3 separate regions of the Mus musculus genome follow, and all the other regions are linked to region 1. Evidence: chromatin loops called from intact Hi-C (ENCODE). Cell type or tissue: left cerebral cortex. All regions are shown on one strand. Each heading gives the region's core, and the rest is flanking DNA. Links, peaks and the distances in the headings are about the cores only.

Region 1 (5,260 bases), core at 529-4,528:
AAACAACCCAAGTGGGCTGTGCTTCCATGAAGGAGAATCACAACTGCTGATCTCTTCCAGGTCAGAGGGCAGGACGCTACCTAATTTCCCTAGCGAGATCTCGAGGAGTTGCACCTGGCTGAGTACCGCTACTGAGGAATCAGACTTCATCTGACCAAAGCCATGCAACAGAGTGTGCCCAGCCACGCGTTTGCCTCTGTGGGAAATTAAGACAGGGGCCACCTGTCATTCTTGCTTTCTTCTCCATCTCAGTGTGAATGGAGAGAAGGGGACATATAAAAATCTCTGATTTACTTGACAAAGGGATCTGCCCTCATCGAACAAAACTCTGGAAGCTCAAGGAAAACCACTATTGCAAACTCAAAATGGAGAAAAAATGACTGCCCCAAGTTATCCTCAGACCCTACTCCTCCACACATGAACTGCTACCTCCAAGTGCATACATACATATAGGCATACATGCATACCTGTATACATACATATAGATGTGTATGCGTACATATCTGTATATATACATATAGACATGTATGCATGCATACATATCTGTGTATATACACATATTTACATGCATGCATACCTGCATACATACAGATAGACATGCATGCATACCTGCATATATAAATATATATGTGGAGAGAGAGAGAGATGCATGCATACATACAGACATGTGCTCACACATACTTGCATACATACATATAGACATACATATATACATGTATATATGCATTCATACCTGCACACATACATATCATATCTACATATATACATACAGACATGCACACATGCATACCTATGAACATACATATAGCTATGCACGCATACCTGCATATATACATATATACATGCATGCATACATACATACCTGTATACATACATGTATGGATGGATGCATGGAATATTTTTTATGGGAAAAAATAAAAGTAGTGGAGACAGAGAGGTTTGTTCTTCCTAAAATGGCCGCTCCTGGGGGAGTCCAGGAAGCTGTAGTCCTACTGTGCTTCCTCCTCTCCCTTCTACTCTCCAAGTAGGAAGTCTCACTCTTTCTGCAAGGCTTGCATAACTCCTCTTGGCATATCCTCTTCTTCAGATCTTCGTGTGCATCAAGACCTCCTGGAGTCAGAGCCAAGCTCACAAAAGAGCTCAAAGCTATATCTGCCTGCAAAACACCCTCAGCTGCAGTCTACAGAGTCATGGGCTTTGGCAAAAAATAGCGGAATGCGGAGTTAGCATAGCGCCAGCCATCCACGTGTTCTGAAAGTGGATCAACCACTCTGCAGGCTTGTTCTGCTGACCTCAGGATTTCCTTTTGTCTTTCTGCCTAGCAGGTTCCAGGTTCACGAAGAAGCTGACAGGATGCTTCGAGCACAGGGTGAGGCCTCAGAAGCCAAGCCAAGTGGACTCTGGGCAGGCTACATAGAGACTGGGGCTTGGAAACATTGGGCGACCCCTCCCACTTGGTAATCGCACGCTGTCCAATTCGAGGCAGGATGGAACCTGCCACAGAAGGGAACATATCCAATGTAATTATGACACCGCTTCCCTAAGGATTTTTGTGTTTTTATCCCCATGCTTGTGTGCTCATGAGTGAGTGCAGGCACACGTGTGCCCAGTGCACAGGTGACAATCAGAGGAGAGCTGCAGGTAACTGCCTCACCTTGACTGAATCCAAGTCTCATGTTGTTTCCCGCTACACACAACAGGCTAGCTGGCCTGTGAATTTCTGGGGATTCGCTGCCATCTGCCTCCATCCACAGGAGCAGAGGGATTACTGGATTGTCTTACCGTGTGGGGCTTTCCATGGGTCCCTGGGGTCCAAACTGAGGGTCTCACACTTGCATACCAAGCCTTTGCCCACTAAGCCCTACAGCATCAACGCTGGCCTCATGAGGAGGAGTATTTGTGGGGGGTTCGTTTGTTCTGTTTGCTTGTTGGCCAGCCAGCCTCAATATTTTACAACATGCTGAGTCACTGGTATCACAAATATTTTCTTCTTTTACCATGGCTGTTGTTACCAGGCACCAAACAATGAGACTTCAAGGTCCAAATTAACGTGAGCATCCTGATCAGCACCCCAGCTCCTGTCGCTGTGTAAAGCTGATACCACAAACGTAGGATCTGACCAAGCCTTGGCTTTGCCTGGCTGTTTCTGTCTGCGGTAACCTCAGCCTTGGGGTTAGCTTGTCTGTCCTGTCGATGATGGCTCCATACTCCTCTGGAATGAGAACTCTCCTGAGCTGGGGCTCTGGCCACACCTACACTGGCATGCAGCTTGCTCTTGAGAGCTACGCACGGCTGCTCTGTGTCATCAGCCCGAGGAAGGAAGCAGTAAGCATATCCAGTCCCCCTTCTGCGGGCATTTCCATCAAATCAAAGTCAAGACGAATTCTGACTCAAAAGCTGCCTCTATGACAAAGCTCTCAATTGCCTACTATTCCTGAAGAAGAGAAAAATCTCTCTGTATACCATGAGTATGGTGGTAATTAGAAGCCAACCTTTGTCAGCCTTGGCCCCACTGAAAAGTTCAGAGGTTTCAGGAGAAACTGCAGCCGGTGCTGCCCTCTAGTGGCCGTTTATTCAGGTGTCTTTGGAAAATGGGCTTGAAATTGAGAAAGGCTATGGAGGTGGTGGGGTGGGGGGAGACGATGCAGGGGCTAGGGAGGAGCGGGCAGTGCGAAATGGTCACAGTATTAAACCAGCTCCTAATGACGTATACCCACAGATCAATGCGTCCGTCAGCCCTCAACAGAGAAGCTTCTTTTACAATAGACGGCGGCGATTAACACCGAGACCCACAGAGCCTCCAGGCTGTGAGGAGAGCGAGCGAGAGAGAGAGAGAGAGAGAGAGAGAGAGAGAGAGAGAGAGAGAGAGAGAGAGAGAGAGAGAGAGAGAGAGAGAGAGAGTGTGTGTGTGTGTGTGTGCTCAGCTGAAAAGCGACATCTCCGGAACCGCTGCTGGAGAAAAGGCAGAGAGACTGTAAGATCCAGAGGCAGTGGATAACGAAAGGGAAAGAGACCCATCCGGATACAGCAGGACAGCTGCACATATGAGCTCACCCGTGGCTGTGGCAGCGGTCTCAAGCATTGCACAAACCTAAGCCCACCGAACGCCAGTGTGGAAAGGGGATAAGTGTGAGCCCCACACCTGAGGAGGAGCCATTGGCGGTTAATGGCTGCTAGGAGCGGAAGAGTCCGTCTTCTTTAAGGGTGTGGGCCCTGCTAAGTGAAAGCACCCCGGTCCAGTGGGCACCCACCAGATTATGTGGGTGTGCCAACTGCAGTGACTTGGTGGACTAAAAGGGGGGCAAAATTAGGTGGAGAGGGAAGAGGGGATGAAGAGAATGGGAGAGGCTGGGGACGGGGCAGATATAACTTTGTACAAAATTCTCAAAGAACTAAGAGGAATTGAGGGGGAAAAAAGAGAAAGTCCTACTTTTATTATTGCTTAATGAGTCATTTTTTGTGTGTGTAACTAGACAACTTTTAATCCCCCTTATTCTATGAGTTTTAGAAATTCTGAAGACCCACTTCTGAAAATAACCTTTTCAGTGTAAGTGGACACAAAACTTGTTTGGGGTGATGCGGGATGGGCGGCAGTTTGACTGGGTCTGTTCCTACGGAGGATGTTTCTGGATAACGTGAAAATCTAAGTGTAGACTGATGTGGTGGCGTAGAGAGTTAAAGGGTGGAGACACAGCATGGGCCCCATCCAGTCAGTGTATGGCCCACATAGCCCCGACAAGCTGTGACACTGGCTGCCACTGGACTTGAACCTGTTTATGTTCACAGGCTCTCAGCCTCTGGATTGGAGCTGACACTGTCTTACCCAGGGTTTCTATTTCTGCACAAAACATCATGACCAAGACACAAGTTGGGGAGGAAAGGGTTTATTCAGCTTATACTTCCACATTGCTGTTCATCACCAAAGTCAGTCAGGACTGGAACTCAAGCAGGTCAGGAAGCAGGAGCTGATGCAGAGGCCATGGAGGGATGTTCCTTTCTGGCTTGCTTCCTTGGCTTGCTTAGCCTGCTTTCTTATAGAACCCAAGACTGCCAGCCCAGGGATGGCACCACCAACAAGGGGTCCTTTCCCACTTGATCACTAATTTAGAAAATGCCTTACAGCTGGATCCCATGGGGGCATTTCCTCAAAGGAGGCTCCTTTCTCTGTGATAACTCCAGCCTGTGTCAACTTGGCACACAAAACCAGCCAGTACAGACCCCAATAGGTCTCCCTGGCCTCAGGCTCTTGGGTTTCCTCAGACTCACCATCAGCTCTCATATTCTGGATCCTCAGTTTGTAAGCATGGATATTAGAACTGCTCTGCCTTTGGGCTCACAAGCCAGTTCTTGATAACGAACATCCCCGTGCATACACAGATTGTTTCTATTTCCTGAGAAGTTTGACAAACGAGCTTGACTTCAAGGAATTTGGAGAAAAACAACAAGAAAGTGGTAATCTGGAGACACTGACTCCAGCTAACAAAGTAGGGTGGAGAAAATTGAGAAAGAAATCAAGGAAACCATACCTTTCAAAAGCCTCAAAAGAGTTTGAGGGATAACCAAAGAAGTGAAAGACTTGCACAATAAAAATCTTAAGAATTCAAAGAAAGAAACTGAAGAAGACATCAGAAGATGGAAAGATCTCCCATGCTCATGGATCAGTGGAACTAAGATTGTGAAACGGATACCTACCAAAAACAACCTACAAATTACATGCAATACCTATCAAAATTCCAACATAATTCTCCACAGAACCTGAAAACACAGTTTCAAGCCTCATATGGAAACACAAAACACCCACAATAGCTAAAACAATCCTGAATAATGAAGGAACCAATTGAGGTAACACTATCTTCAATATCAAGTTGTACTATAGAGATATAGTAATAACCACACAGCATTGGCATAAAAATGAACATATTGATTGATGGTATCAGATTGAAAACCCAGACATAATTTTACATACCTATGGTCACCTAGTTTTTAAAATAAATAAATAGCCAAAAACATACACTGGATAAAATACATCACCTTCAACAAATAGTGCTGGATCAAGGACCTCAGTGTAAGGCCAGATACCCTGAAACTGATTAAAGAGAAAGTTGGGAATAGGCTTGAACTCATTGGCACAGAAGAAGACTTTCTGAACGGAACGTCAATAGCACAGGCACTAAGAACAACAACCAATGAATGAGACCTTATGAAGATGAACAGCTTCCATATGGCAAAAGACACCATCATTTGAAAGAGTCAGATGATT
Region 2 (4,561 bases), core at 1-4,000, 220 kb before region 1:
GGTCCCTGGGTCTCCCTCACCCGCTGCTCTAGTCTACTTGGTGAGTTCCAGGCCTGTGAAAGGCCCTGTCTCAAAAACAAGGTAGACAACTCTTGACCCTGGAAGCTGGCCTCTGGCCTTCTCATCCGAGTGCACACACGAACATGCACACCCATACACACATGCATTCACACACACCTGCACACACCCAAACAAAACGCTGAGTTAAAACCCGACACTCCGCCCTCTTTCCAGAACCTACTATTTAGACAAGTTTCTCTGTCTCTATGAAGAGGGTGGATCCCCTTCTTCCTCCTCTTACCCCCAGCCACCACCCCCTCCTAGAGCAGCAGGCACTCCGGTACCTAGGATGTCGAAGCAGGCACCGCTCTCCAGACGGTGTTTTCTGTACAGGTTCTTCAGGACCTTGGCACTGCCAAAGCGCTTGAAGCGGCTTTTCACATTGTTGTAGAACCACTCCAGAGACTGTGTCCTCAGAAGCCTGTTAGACAAGCAAATGTTAGACTGTAGAGTGGCGACAACCCTTGGCAGCCCCCTCCACAAGGAGGCATTTGCGTCTCAGTCGCCAGAAACTTTGGATACTTTGGGGAGCCTTCTATCTGTCACCATATGTATGGAGCCAGGCTGGCCTGCTCTGGGATAGAGACCTTTGGTGAGCCAAGCCCTGAGAGGTGAATCAGGTTATCGGCTACCAGCTGGCCAGAGATGCACAGGGGCCCCTGGGTGAGAAGCAGGACCCATCTGAATCTACCCAGTGAGCCAACAGATGCTTGCTATTTTAAGCCACTAAATTCTCTGTGGTTTATTAATGCAGAAAAGCTAACTCACAGAAACATCTGTTTAGCAGGAGGCTTTATAGTTGATATTCTTACTGTGTTATCAGCGCTTTTAATCCAGCTTGGGGAAATAAAAAGAACCAGTGAGCCGGCAAGAGGCTCCAGTCTCTCTTCAGTCAGCGTGAAGCACCATGGGAAGGCTATTTCCCAGTGAACAAGGCAGCCATGGTCAGTGTAGACAGTGGGAGTTTTCTTCATGTTTGGTGAGGACAGACTCTAAAGCCCTTGCATCTGAGGAACAGCGTTTTGTAATGTTTCTCACTGTGAATATAAAAATACACACTCCCTTTGGAAAATTCAGAGAAAGAATATAAAGATTTCCAAAGGAAAAGGAAAAAAAAATCCAAATTCAACCAAAGAACAAACAACCATGAGGCCTGAGTGTGGACACCACACTTGGGTTCGTGCCTTGAAGTCTGAGTCACAGAAGCGCCCGCAGAGTAACCTTCCTTATTGCAAGTTAGGCCTTTTGCTCAGTTCAGAGATGAAGCAACAGGAAGCCCCATGGAGCAAAGTATCAGAAGAAAACTGTAAAATAACCATCATGTTTCCCTTAAAAAACCTACCACTTAGCAGCACACCAAAATGCAAAGCCCTCCAGTGAGCTAGTTGTGTGAGCGCTTTTCTAATTTCTGTTTACATGGCATGACTCTGCTGGTAAACATTGTCTTTTCATTCCAAGGCAGACTAGAATCCTAGTTCATGCTTAAGAGCAGCATTGAGAGACTTAGAATCTCATTAAAACCTCACCTAAGAATGCCAGACTGACCTGGGTTGACTGGATTTAAACAGCACAGTTTTGAGGAGGCAGGAGCTGCCTGCAAAGAATTCTGCTCAGGCCCCAGTTGCTAGTGATGTAGCCAGGTGTCCTAGAACCCCACTCCAGCAAGGCAGGGCACCTTGCAAAATGAAGCCCCACGGATTTCCCGGGGGGGGGGGGGGGGGCGGGGGGGGGGGTCCGGGACTGGTCCTGGGGCCAGCAGGAGGAGTGGCTCGAGTGGCACCAGCGCCACCTAGGGGTCTGGTAGGAAAGTGTAGTCTGGAAGGAAGGCTTGGCTCAATTCCAGTTCTGCTGATCTCACTGCTTCCCAGGTGATCAACAGCACAATCGCCACCTAGAGGCATGGTGAGGAAACACAACCCCAGCCACCTACTATCCTCTCAGCATTGCTGGGTTAAAATTTGTGTTTAAGCAAAATTCTCCATAGGGCATCAAAGCTTGGTGACCAGGGGCCTAGCAAAATTTACTGGGTGTTTTTAAAAGTAGAATGATAACCTTGTTTTAAACTTGAATGGTAAAAGACAGAGCGAGTAACTCATGTCACCCCCATTTCTAAGGTCAATGAACCAGACTGGGTAACACACAACTATAAAGATTAACATAATAATTGAAACCAAACTCTCAAATGCAGGTCCAGTTGTTATAAGAAAATGACGTCAAGTCTTTGCAATCAGCTAGGTTCTCCAAATGGCCCGTAATGGTGGTGTTATACTAACATTGCTTCTCTGATAAAATTAAAGAATGCCGTACTTAAGACTCACGCCCAGATTCAAGCCTGTGTCCACGACACACAGCTAAGAAAGCAGAAACAAGCGGAACTGAATGGAGACTGAAGTCTGCAGGCCTGAAAAGTATTTGCTTCCGGGAGAGAGGAAACATTTCTGTGGATTGCTTTGCACCGTTGAAGAAGTTCTCTTGTCCCCCCAGAACGTGACTAGCACTGGGCTGCATTTTGTCATTTTCTACTGGTGTGACTGAGAGCTAGCTACTGTCTTACTTAACATGGATATTGGTGAATATGGGGACAAATTTTATAAGACACATATCTGGCCTAATGTGCTGACAAACCAATTACAGACTTTGGATATATATAATAAGAACCAGAAAATGGTAAGTTTTTTTTTTTCCTCTAATGAATTAGAAGGGAAAGATGAAAAAAAAAAAAACAACCCAAGTTGCTTTCTCCTACAGAGACCCTGGTAAAAGCCAGCTAAGAGGCCTTTGATCATTCACTGAAGCCCCAAAGCCCAGAACAAGCATCAGCTGTGATGCTAGTGTGCAGCCACAGGTTTCCCTCCGGGCCACCTTCTTCTGCCAGCAGAGCCTAAGGAGCCCAGAACTCCCTGGCTGGGCCTGTCACCTGCCGATATCAACTCACACAGCCACCTGCTCAGAACTAAGGAGAAGATCCAGGGACAGCCACACCCACTCAACCCTATTCTGGAAGGATTCCCTGGATATGGTGTCCTGCAAGAAATTCAAAGGTTTAATGACACAATTCCCAAAACACAAACCAAACCAAAACCTAAACAGCAACAAAATCTTCTCCTGAGCCCAGTCATGGTCACTGTTCTATCTACCTCTGTGAGGAGTCACTACACCAAGGCAACTTCTAGAAGAAAGCATTTCATCTCCCTGTTTGCCTAGAGTTTTAGAGTCAGTCCGCGATCAGTATGGTGGGGAACAGATAGAGCAGCAGCTGAGAGCTTTACATCCTGACCCACAGGCAACAGGCATAGACAGACAGACAGACAGACAGACCACCCCAGTGACACACCCATGCCACCAAGGCCACACCCACTCCACACTTCCTAATCCTTCTCAAACAGTTTATCAACTTGGGACTAAGCATTGAGTATATGAGCCTATGCAGGCCATTTTTATTCAAATCAATACAAAGCCTTACAAGGCAAGCAATCAATACTCATCAGGTTTATAATGATGGCTGACATAAGGCTGGGGTATGGGCTAGCACAGTACTCCATCCTACGTGACTTTTCAGAACTTGTTATTTGTTATCAGCATCCATCCCATTATATCCAAAGCGCCTTCTCGATCTTTTAAAGGCTGTGGATATAACCATTAAATAAATGCTAAAAACAGTTTGGACAGGAAAACAACATTGAATTCTTTTCTTTTTCTTTTTTCTTTTTAAAGATTTATTTACTATATGTAAGTACACTGTAGCTGTCCTCAGATACTCAAGAAAAGGGCATCAGATTTTGTTAGGGATGGTTGTGAGCCACTATGTGGTTGCTGGGATTTGAACTTCGGACCTTCAGAAGAGCATTCGGGTGCTCTTACCCACTGAGCCATCTCACCAGCCCCCAACATTGAATTCTTACATTGTCTTTTTTACTTTTTTTCTGAAACAATGTCTTACTATGTAGCACAGGCTGGCCTTGAACTTGAGATGCTCCTGCCTCCACCTCCTGAGTGCCGGGATTACAAGCATACACCATCCCATCAGGCTTCTTACATTTCATCCTAACTAAAGAGCTAGTCTTGTTGATTAATGCGTTTCTTAGCATTTGATAGTTCTGAAGGCAATCCACCCTACTACCCCAAGGCCTGCTGATTTCCACGTGCTGGGCCCCTCCCAAGCATCCTTGCTTCAGCAGATCTGAGTGAGGCTTGAGAGTGTGACTCTGAACACTTCCAGGTGAAAGGGACTGCACTTTGAGTGTTAGTGAGCTAGAAATAGAACCACAGCTCCTGAAGAGCCCCGGGTTGATTCAGTACCTGTCACTTGCGTGTTTGTGAAGGAAGATTCCTACAGTCTGACGACAGAGATGCTCTGAAGGACCAAGTCAGAGCAATCTATTCTGAGGAGTCGAGAGATGCAGAGACTGAAGATGGGAAAGTACAGCTTTCACACAGGGACCCCTGAGTGTGTCACTGCGAATCTGTGGACATATGTCGCTAGGAGGCTTGAAGTCTCATG
Region 3 (4,561 bases), core at 1-4,000, 300 kb before region 1:
TAGTCCTCAGTCCCTGCCGGGAGTAAGTCGTCGCCCTTAGTTGCATCAGCAAAGGGGTCTGTAGAGGAGCAGAAAAGTAGAAAACAAATTACAAAGTAGTATGTAGAAGCGTGCTCCACTCCATATCCAGACAGACCTCGGTGAGGCCTCCAGCACTCCTGCTCCATTTCTGCAGGCGAGGGTGGGGCTCACTGATAATAAGTTTTTCAAAGGAGAAAAACCTAAGCAGGCTCTGTATGCCGATATCTGAGCTTAAAAGTAGAGACCACCACTGTGGAAGCCACCAGCAAATGAGACAGAAAACATTTACGAAACCCTAATTTCATACAGCCTTCATACAGCCGCCACAAGAACATGCGTCACCGCCACTATTTTTCGACTACAACATTCAAAAACACCCACCCCAATTAGTTAACATAGTAACTGAGCCTTATAAAACACATATAAACATATACATGCAACCTCACGAGGTGTAATTTACAAAATGATTGCAAGCAGAGACAACAGGGCCACTTCCAAGTCAAATCAGAGGCCTCTCTCCTAAGTGTTTCAAACAGACGCCTCTGGGGGCTGCTTAAAACCAGCTGGGTCCAGCCCCACCCCAGCTCCGGTCAGTGACAGGTCTCTCTGGCACCCCCCCCCCCTCCAGTCCTGGCCGACTGAGTCGCAGATCCTCTAAGCCCTTAACTTCCCTTCCCTCCCAGCAAGGACTGAGCAAGGCCACCCCCCGCCCCCCATGCCCCAACACACACACACACACACACACACACACACACACACACACACACACTTGTGAGTCGTCTGAGAGTCACAGGTCTCGCAGTCACCCTAAAGCTGTCAGGTTCTCCAGCTTCTGGGCCCCACCCCTCCAGTCTCCTTGCAAAGCCCTGGCCAGCCCCGAGGCCACAAGAGAGATAACACCAGAGACTCCCAGCGTCTTGTCACTGTCAGGTTCCCTGCAAGCCCCTAGTCCTAGTCTCTGCAGCCCTGGCAAGTACTGTAGCTCCCTTACGGGTCTCTGAAGCCCCCGGCCTTTCTGTCAGTCCCCCCAGCCTCTGGCGGGTCCCCCTGCAGCCCTGGCGTGTCCCCCGACCGTCCTGTGAGTCCCCGAGACCCTTGTCTTCCTGCCAGTGTCAAGTTCCCCAAGCGCCTGCCGGTCGGGCCCTCGCCTCTACGGAGTCGCAGGCCCACTTAAGGCCGTGTCCGAGGCCCGGAGAGGGGCATCCCCCGGGCTAGGGTCGCGGGGAGCCCCCCGTCGCCATCTTCTGGGCGCCGAGACAAAGCCCAGAGGGACGCGGGCGGCGGCCGGCCACTGGCCCTTACCGAAAGATTGGAGGTTCTGGATAGTGGACATGCGACACTAGTGTGAGGCCGGTGAGAGGATAGAATTCCCGCGGGGCCCGCCCGGATCACCGTGTCAGGAGGCTGCAGCGGCGAGAAACGGAAATCAATGAAGCGGCGGAAGCCCGGGGCGCAGGAAGACGCGGAGGCGGCGGTGGGGCGCGAGCAGGGAGGCGGCGCTGCGGCTTCTCGCACAAAATGGCCGGCGCCGCGTATTTAGCCCCGCGCGCCGCCGCCACGTGACCGTCCGCACGCACCGCGCGTCCGCCCCGGAGCGCCGAGCCGGGGGCCAGCGAGGAGCGGGCGGGAGCCCACTGCGGGCAGCCGCGGTCCGTCCCGCCCGAGGCGCCGGGCGGAGGCGCTTCCGGGTGCAACGGCGAGAAACGTGCCCCCGGGGGTCTGGACTTGCAACCAGCGGGGACCGCGCTCTGCGCCTCCGCCGCCCTCCCCAGCCCCCAGGGTTCCCGAGACCCCTGAGTTCCTTGCAGAACCCTTGTGGGTGCCACCTGGGAATTCTCCCTTCCTCCAAGCCCCGGGATTCCGATGCTGCAGTCTCTACTAAGCTTAACCTGTTTGTCTCAGGTGTCACGACCTAGCCTCTAGCAGAGTCAGGTGTGCGTGGAGAGAACGCGCTACCATCCCGCCCGAGCTCTCCTCTGCGGAGCCTCCTAAGGTCGGATGCAAGTCCCGTGCAGGATGGGTGTCTGGTGGTTGCTAGGTGAGTGTGAGCGAGCAGATGAAGTAACTGTAAAGAGTAACCGTGCACAACCATCAGTGGACAGTGGAGAACCGTCTTAACCTATGTAAACCACCTATGCAGGTGGTTGGCTTTCTAGACCAAAGCAGTAGACTAAAAATTTGGAATTCTTAACCTTTTTGTAGGTCAAACCTGTTGCCTTCGTGTTGAAATAGTATTGGAGGCCTGATGCAAGACATTAGAAGCCATAGATAGCATACATACTATGTTTCTGTCTAGCAATCCATTCAACAAGATGTAGCAGTAGGTCCAATCGCTACTACAATTTCCTTTTTAAAAAGATTTTATTTTTATGTGGTTGGGTGTATGTACCATAGAGGCCAGAAGAGGGTGTCATATCCCCTGGAACTGGAATAACAGCTGGTTATGAGACCATGGGAACAGAACCCAGGTCTTGTGTAAGAGCAGCAACTCCTGGGAAGTCTCTCGAAGTCCATTACTGTAGTTTAAAAAAGGAAATGAATATCTGGAGTGTAGTGCTCATGTTTCAGTGACTTCTATTGTACAAAGTGGCCGCTCCTAATGTTTCTATGCATGGCCTGTTGCTTTAGGGTTGTAAAAATGAATACACTTGTATGCCCCTACATCCACCAGTCAGGTTTCAGGCACACTACTTACTCAGTTTTATTCTTATACCATGGTTTGAAAAACTCTAGCTTACGAATATTTGAATTAATAGTCTTGAGCATCTTCCACCTTCATGTAGGTCCTGGAGCAGGAACTCAGGTTGTCAGGCCATCAGCAAGCCTGAGCCACCTCACCAGTCCTTGAGAAGTTTTTAATAAATTATATAAATTTTCTGCCTGAAATATTAACACTATTTTCTAAGTAACTTAAAGAAGTCTACAAAGTAGTATAAGAAGCACAGACTACACAAAACATACGGTATAAATTACCACTCTACTACATGGTATGTTTCCCCCCTTTTCTTACTAGATATACCTTACCACTGGGTATTACGTGGTTTCTCAGATGGAGCCTAGGATGAGTGAGCCAGAGAAGAAAACTAAAACAGAAAAACCTTGAAGTTTCCCTGAAGACTGGAGCTGGAGCAATGGCATAGTCTAGCTGTTCTTTCAGAGGACTGCTGCAGGCCCCAGCTCTCAGGAGAAAGCAGCTCTCAACTGCCTACAACTCCAACTCCAGGAGGTCGGATGCCCTTTTATGGATTCTGTGGGTACCTGCACTCAGGTGGACATCACTCACATTGCAGACACACACCCCGAAAATTTCAAGGTCTCACTGTCACTATACCTGTTAGTAGAACGTATCCCTCCATTTAGAAGTAAGGCTTACATCAGAAGTACCCAAGAAAGCTACAAAAGTTTTAGCCAAGCAAATAAAAAAAAACTGGTTAAAGGCTCTTCTGTGTCTGCCCTCATGGACTTTGTGTTTAAGCCTCTAGTGTACAGTGCAAATCTACTGTTCACCCACAGCACGGAGCTCTTGCAGTATAGCTGGTCTAAATGGAAATGCAAGGGTAAATATAAAATATGCGCAGACTTCAAAAGATTCCAGTCCACCTGCTTTTACTTAAAAAAAAAAAAAAAACCCTACTGGAAAATCTCACATCACATGTAGCTTATATCCCATTTCTACAAGACAGCATTCTTATAAAAAGAATAAACTGAAGTGTTTAAAATGGAGTGTGTCTGGCTTTAAGTGGTAGCAGCGTGGGTTAAAGTGTCGTTTCTGGCTGTGTCAGAAAAGAGTCTGGATGGGTCACAGGGAACCGCTGACCAAGAGAAGGAGCGAAGATAAAGGGTGACAGTTGGAAGGTTGCCAAGGTTAGAGGTAGACTCCAAACCAGGGTCTTAGCATCCACACAACACCGTACTTGAAATCAGCCAGAAAACCCACATGTTACAGGGAGAGAACCTACCGGCTGTCCAGCAGGAATCACTTTGCCTGGCTGTTGGGCACAGGAGCTGCTTCTCTTGGTTCCTCATAAAGGGGACACTATGATGTAGCTACCATCCACCCTGGCAGTCTGCCTGCATCAGAGACTGTGATGGGATTCACTCAGTTATGTCTTATGTCTGGTAGTCATGGAGGCATGGTATCTGTTTGGAACCCTGGATCCTTGACCATCCAAAGACTTGTCTTCTGTACAGAATTTGTGGCCACAACACTTGTGACTCTGATGTCCCTCTTCAGGGAGTTCAATGCACACATTTAACGTTGCATCCTCCCAAGGCCAAGCTCTGTGCTGGCTGTTCCTGGCCTGGAACTGAGGACACACATAAAAGATAAGACTGCAGGCTGGTTACAGAGAGATGGGGGCTCCTCTCGTGGGCTCAACACTCCCCTTCAGTTTATCTGCATCTCCTAACATCTGTCAGAAGCCTGAGATTCTTATCCCATCCTCTCCCCGCTCTCCTTCACAGGACCACAGCTCTTGCCTCTTCCTCCTCCTCACAGGGTTCCCCGAGGCCCAGATTTGGGGCATGTCTTCTGCTGTCT

Evidence for each region. Peaks named below come from ENCODE experiments on the same cell type or tissue, not always from the same donor. Only the 100,000 strongest peaks of a DNase experiment are listed, where the experiment ranks them.
Region 2: it touches region 1 in a loop (2.7-fold over the local background); 8 of 42 quality-filtered maps call a loop at or near these places.
Region 3: a loop joins it to region 1, with 2.7 times the contacts of the local background. A loop is called at or near these places in 2 of 42 quality-filtered maps.

The regions. Positions count from the first base shown.
Region 1 is chr9:120,188,900-120,194,159 of GRCm38, reverse strand. No RefSeq gene overlaps it. Among named protein-coding and RNA genes, the nearest start is that of Gm38642, 23 kb to the left of the region's middle. In left cerebral cortex, for the core only: a CTCF peak has its summit at 2,539 (motif pointing left); DNase peaks (open chromatin) are centred at 1,191, 2,551 and 3,052; H3K4me3 peaks cover 644 bases; H3K27ac peaks cover 2,764 bases.
Region 2 is chr9:120,413,060-120,417,620 of GRCm38, reverse strand. It overlaps Myrip (myosin VIIA and Rab interacting protein), which reads right to left. Exons shown (of 17, transcript NM_144557.5): 4 at 345-481. Among named protein-coding and RNA genes, the nearest start is that of Gm34159, 52 kb to the right of the region's middle. In left cerebral cortex, for the core only: CTCF peaks have their summits at 1,713 and 1,914 (motif pointing left); DNase peaks (open chromatin) are centred at 839 and 1,894; H3K27ac peaks cover 1,706 bases.
Region 3 is chr9:120,489,604-120,494,164 of GRCm38, reverse strand. It overlaps Eif1b (eukaryotic translation initiation factor 1B), which reads right to left and starts at 1,559. Exons shown (of 4, transcript NM_026892.3): 1 at 1,324-1,559; 2 at 1-58. The coding sequence starts at 1,354. It overlaps D830035M03Rik (RIKEN cDNA D830035M03 gene), which reads left to right and starts at 1,584. Exons shown (of 2, transcript NR_166642.1): 1 at 1,584-2,059; 2 at 3,035-3,744. In left cerebral cortex, for the core only: CTCF peaks have their summits at 2,410 (motif pointing right) and 3,525; DNase peaks (open chromatin) are centred at 313, 1,003 and 1,560; H3K4me3 peaks cover 2,429 bases; H3K27ac peaks cover 1,989 bases.